Linked DNA regions of Homo sapiens: region 2 is linked to region 1. A link is an interaction called in ENCODE POLR2A ChIA-PET data of the cell type or tissue named here. Cell type or tissue: HepG2. All regions are shown on one strand. Each heading gives the region's core, and the rest is flanking DNA. Links, peaks and the distances in the headings are about the cores only. Region 1 overlaps UBXN4 (UBX domain protein 4). Region 2 overlaps RAB3GAP1 (RAB3 GTPase activating protein catalytic subunit 1).

Evidence for each region. Peaks named below come from ENCODE experiments on the same cell type or tissue, not always from the same donor. Only the 100,000 strongest peaks of a DNase experiment are listed, where the experiment ranks them.
Region 2: POLR2A ChIA-PET joins it to region 1 with 7 read pairs; 3 of 35 experiments call an interaction of 5 or more read pairs at or near these places.

What each region holds. Positions count from the first base shown.
Region 1 is chr2:135,759,286-135,762,205 of GRCh38, forward strand. It overlaps UBXN4 (UBX domain protein 4), which reads left to right. Exons shown (of 13, transcript NM_014607.4): 6 at 2,533-2,626. Among named protein-coding and RNA genes, the nearest start is that of UBXN4, 19 kb to the left of the region's middle. In HepG2, for the core only: no CTCF peak of the experiment used is centred there; no DNase peak of the experiment used is centred there.
Region 2 is chr2:135,149,716-135,152,635 of GRCh38, forward strand. RAB3GAP1 (RAB3 GTPase activating protein catalytic subunit 1) reads left to right here. Exons shown (of 24, transcript NM_012233.3): 18 at 654-791. Among named protein-coding and RNA genes, the nearest start is that of SNORA40B, 15 kb to the left of the region's middle. In HepG2, for the core only: no CTCF peak of the experiment used is centred there; a DNase peak (open chromatin) is centred at 1,196.

The DNA.
Region 1 (2,920 bases), core at 201-2,700:
AAAAATAACAACAATACTATTATCAAAGCCAGAAAGCTTAATAGTAATCCTTTTTGTCATCAATTATCTAGGCAATATTTATATTATACTTTTTTTCAGTTTGAGTTACAGTTCGATATATTGCTATTGGTTGATGTGTTTTTAAATTTAATATATAGATTTCTGCTCTCCCTGGTAGTTTTTCCTATAGTTTTCCACAGTCTGGATTTTACTGCATCCCCATGGAATTGTGTAAGATGTTCCTCTATCCCCTTTATTCCTCTAAATTGGTAAAGCTACAGACTTGATCAAGTCAGCTTCATTATTCTTTTTGACAAGACTACTTTGTAGATGATGATGTATATTTCTCTCAGGAGATACATTATGCCTGTTATTCCAGTTGGCTTTTTAAGCCTAAAGGCGGAACTTCTCAATACATTTTTATTATATTTGGATTTTTATCAGTTGTTTTAGCTTATTGAGGTGTTTTTTCAATCCAGAATTTTTTTTTTTTTTTTTTTTTTGAGACAGTCTCGCTCTGTCTCCCAGGCTGGAGTGCAGTGGCGCTATCTTGGCTCACTGCAGCCTCCACCTCCCAAATTCAAGTGATTCTTCTACCTCAGCCTTCCAAGTAGCCGGGATTATAGGCACCCGCAACCATGCCCAGCTGATTTTGTATTTTTAGTAGTGATGAGGTTTCACCATGTTGGCCAGACTGGTCTCAAACTCCTGACCTCAAATGATCCACCTGCCTCGGCCTCCCAAAGTGCTGGGACTACAGGTGTGAGCCACCATACCCGACCTAGAATTTTTCATTTAGGAATTAGCAGTTAAATATGAGTGTTAATAAGCTATTTCACACAATTTTGGGTCACCCATAAAGTTACACATGGGCCAGGTACAATGGCTCATGCCTGTGATCCCAGTACTTTAGGAGGCCAAGATCAGTTGAGCTCAGGAGTTCGAGACCAGCCTCGGCAGTGTGACAAAACCCAGTCTCCATACAAAATACAAAAATTAGCCAGGCATGGTAGCGTGCACTGGTGGCCCCAGCTACTAGGGAGGGTGAAGTAGGAAGATGGCTTGATCCCAGGAGGCGGAGGTTGCAGTGAGCCAAGATCATGCCACTGCTCTCCAGCCTGGGCAACAAAGCTAGACCATGTCTCAAAAAAAAAAAGTTACAAATTTATATTTTACATCTTCAAGTCATTTATGAAATACCAAAGGCAGAGAACTCTGTGACATACAATTGGAAATCTTCCTCTATATGACATCTTTCCATTTCTCTTTAATTATGAGTCATAGATTCACCTAACTGTACTCTTATTCAACACTTTTCCCCCAGCTTGTCCACAGGTTATCTTCATAAGATGTTAAATTTTTGCTGATAATAAGACATGTCCTCAGCATTTATTTTATTTGCTAAAGAAAGGTGGTTAATTTCCTATTGAGCCTCTACTGGCTGCTAGTGGTTACCACTTCTTATCCAAGAGTTGCATTCAGTGATACACTGGTAAACATTTATCAGAAGGATCTGTGGAAGCAAAGGCCCATATTTGTAGTATTTGCTAATTTCCCAGGTGTAAATACTCCCACTTTGTTGATTTCAAGCTACCTAGGTTATGCCCCTGAATGGGGAGGGAGAAGAGATATGCACCATCGTCTCTACTTAGTCATACTAATTATTTTTACTACTACTGTAGTAACGAAAATGCTTACCATGTGCCAGTCTCAGTTAAGTTCTAAGCATTTTACTTGTATTAACACGTATTTCTTATAACAACCGTGTGAGGTTACTATCCCCATTTTACTGATGAGATACAGAGGTATTAAGGAACTTACTGAAATGACTGTGTGGCTCCAGAGTCCTTGTTCGCCAAAGACTGTAAAGAAGAATCAGGTTGGTGGCAAGTTGTAAGGAAGGGAATGACAGAGGTCTTGTAGAATAGGCTAGGACAAAAGTCTATCTTTCAGGAAATCCTTCAAAGAAAACTAGCATAAAGAGGCTCTCTAAGGAACCACTCTGGTCAGCAGAAGCAGATTCCTTGGACCAGTGTAAGTCCAGAGCCATACCCAGGATCAAACCTGGCCTGTATTGCTCACTGCTCAATAGCCACAGCCACATTTTAATTAAAATTAATTACAACTAAAATTTGTCCCTCACTTGGCAGTAACCTCATTTTAGATGTTCAACAGCCGCTTGTCTAGTGGCTGCTGTGTTAGACAGTATAGATATTGGAGGGCACTGCTCTAGAGTGAAGGCTACCCATAGCCAGGCATGCCTCCTGCCAGATTGTTATTCATGTTTTACATCTGACCTTTACCTTGGTGATTTTAACTCGGTAACTGCTTTATTTCTATTTGTGAACAATTTTATCCACGTCTAAACTTTAGGATTAGTAATAGCATATTTAGCTCCTTCTCCATTTTTAGGGAAAATATATAATGCTTAAGATATAAAATTATTAACAGATGCTATAATCTGAAAGATTTATTCCTTTAAAAAGTTGCATTAAATGCAGTATTCTTATTTCTTTTTATTTAATAATTAAGGAGGAGAAAGTGCAGGCCATGCCACTTCCTCTCAGGAGCCTAGTGGATGCTCAGATCAGAGACCTGCAGAGGACCTCAACATCCGAGTGGAAAGGTTTGCTCTTCTTTTTGCAAATAGCATTTTGTTTAAAAAGACAGTGGTTTTCAGTTATTTCATTAATTTGAATTAAAGCTAAAGTTATACAAATGAAGTTTTAGAATTCTGAGTTGAAATTTTTGATCACCTAACTAATTTGTATCCATAAACATTACACTCTAAGTGTAAAGTTTTCATGTATGTCTGAAGTCACCAGTCAGCTTTTGGTCTGATCATTCTAAGAATCCCCTTTTTAATGGTATTTTGGTACATGGGTGTTTCCATCTGTCACTTCTGCTTTTATCTCTATGC
Region 2 (2,920 bases), core at 225-2,724, 610 kb before region 1:
CGATCTCGGCTTGCAGCAAGCTCCACCTCCTGGGTTCACGCCATTCTCTTGCCTCAGCCTCCTGAGTAGCTGGGACTACAGGTGCCCACCACCATGCCTGGCTAATTTTGTTTTTGTATTTTTAGTAGAGACAGGGTTTCACCGTGTTAGCCAGGATGGTCTCGATCTCCTGACCTCATGATCCACCCGCCTTGGCTTCCCAAAGTGCTGGGATTACAGGCATGAGCCACCGTGCCTGGCCCTGTTAGAGCAATTATTTCTATATCAAACCATTTCTATTACTTATAATTAAAATTTTGTTGCAGCTAGTGATGACATATATAATAATATCATTAGGACTTCATTTCTTTATCACTAATAGGCAGGAAAATGTTGCTCAGTGGACCCAAATTCCTCTGTCTTTTACTATCAATCCTTGTCAAGGGAAACATGGTAATCTTATCTGTGAGGGGGAGGAGGCCTGAAAGTGGTATTTATTTTTCTTAATTCTTTTTTATGTAAGTTCTAAAAAACTTATGCATTTCTCTGAATTTTTAAAAATACTCATCTTGTGACTGCTATAGCTGAAATGACTGTTGTCTTTATTCTATTTTTATGGTACTTCTTTTTCTAAAAAGGGCTGTTTATGAGCCTTGTCCTTTTGTGCTTCACAGGAACCAGCACCTATGACAGAAGATCTGCTAGAAGAGCAGTCTGAAGTTTTAGCTAAATTAGGTACATCGGCAGAGGGGGCTCACCTTCGAGCACGCATGCAGAGTGCCTGTCTGCTCTCAGATATGGAGTCTTTTAAGGTGGGTCACACTTGCAGAGCTCTGGGGTCTATTTTGAGCTATTCTGGGATGAAACTGTGAAAATCACTCTGTAAAGTGGTATAAAGGCCTGAATGTCTTTTTGTTAAGTGTTTGGATTTCATTAGTAGTTCAACACTCTGCCACCATCCCCCCAGAGGACATAGTCAAACTTGTTTCTTAAGTTTTAAAAAAGCAAAGATCTAGTATTATTAATAGTTGAAAGTTGAGAATAGAATCATTTCTATATGTGAATTGGAGTGGTTTCTTTGTTTGTGTTCAGCCAATTTAATGGAAGACTTTTAGGAAACTTAGGATTTAACATGGGTCACTTCACTCAATGAACTTTTGAGTGCCTATTGTGTACCTTGCACTGTGACTAGATGAGTTAAGAAATACAGTGTTTACCCTCAGTTACAGTTGATTGAGGTTGTGGGAGGAGATATGTAAGGAACTGTCATGAGTTCTCTTATGGAGGCAGGGTCAAAAAGACTGACTCTGCTGAGTAGGTCATGAAAGGTTTCTCAGAAGAGTCACTATTTCAGATGAGTAGGCATTTGCTATCTGAAGAATATTTTAGGGTTAGATACAGGTCTGTATTTCGAACATACAGGATTCAGGGAATGGTGACATTTGGCTTATTAGCTTAAAAACTAGGAATGAAGAAAGGACTTTTATTTTTGAAAGCAAAGGCAAGTCCACGTATATGTTAAAACCCCAAGTGGGTAGCCCCATGGGCTACAGGGCTTCCTTTCCTACTGCTGATACTCTGAACTATCCCCAGGCGCAGACTTCCCTCTTTATTTAACCTGTGGTGGCCTCCACCTTGCCAATCCATATCCCCTACTCAGTCCTGCTTCTGTACTGTTTAGGCCAGTGTGAGTTTGATTTTTCTCTGAAACACCTGTGTATTATTTTTAAACATAAACACTCCACAAACACCTATGCCACTTTCATCCTTTTTTGCTAGCAGATTTAAGTGACAATAAAAGGGAGCCTTTTGTTTCCTGCTTATTTTACCCATCTTTTCTAAATGAAAAACATCTTTAGTGAACCTCTTAAGAGCTATATGTTTTCCTTGGAGACTAAAATGATACAGAAAATCTGCAAGTTCTATACTGCCATGTGACAAGAAACAGAGGAGTTGCTTTAAAACAAATAGTTGGTACAGTGGATAAAGAGAAGCCAGTTGGCTCTTGGGGCACATGTCAAACCAAAAGGTAGAGAAGGGAATTGGCTTAAGGTGTGTGTGCACAGCAGGAAATACCAGCCTCCGCAGCAGTAATTTTCCATCTGACCTCTAGCTGCCTTCAGAGTCATCTTTCCCTGTCCTGCTGCAGTGTCTTTGCAGAGGCATGCACGGGAGGACATTCCAAATAGGAACTACGGAAGTTTTTCCCCATGGAAACATACTACTCCTTCTTGGTAAAGTTCTATATAGTTCCTCTAACACTGCACTTCAGCAAAACTGTGATTCATTAGACTATTTTGGGCTAACCTGGGTACCTGCAAATCTTACATGACATTGTTTTAACCAGAAAATAGACAGTAATTTAAATAGTCAACTTACATATACACCCATATGTAGAAATCAGATAATACATTTAAGGAAATATGTAGTTATTCTAAAATAGATATGGTTGCCTTTACTTTTTGTATAGGGATGAGTTAGGGGCTCTTGAGAGTCCCCAGAGCATTGGAAGCATACTAATATGTGCCTGGGCACCTACACCTACACCTCAGAGTTCCAGAAGGAGAGGGTGGATTCTGGAGCATGCCCTTGTGGTACATACCTTTAACAGTAAAGAGAAGATAAGCTCAAGTGAACCTTGGCCTTCTCTTGGTAGCTATGTTCAGCCTAGTATAGTAAGGACAACCAGAAAGAAGAATTTTGGTATGAAATGCCTTTCTTCAATATAATCTATAGTGTATGAGTGAATATTATTTTCTTTTGAAGTTTATGCTCTTTACTCTGGGCCTCTGGTTTCCTAGGATGTTTTCATGTGGGTATGATGTTAACTGATTAAGATCTAGATCTTTGTACATGAATCCTGAGTCACCCAGTATCATGAAATAATCTTGACCCACTGCTTTTGCCATGGACCGTATCATAACCCTTTTACATTTGTGTT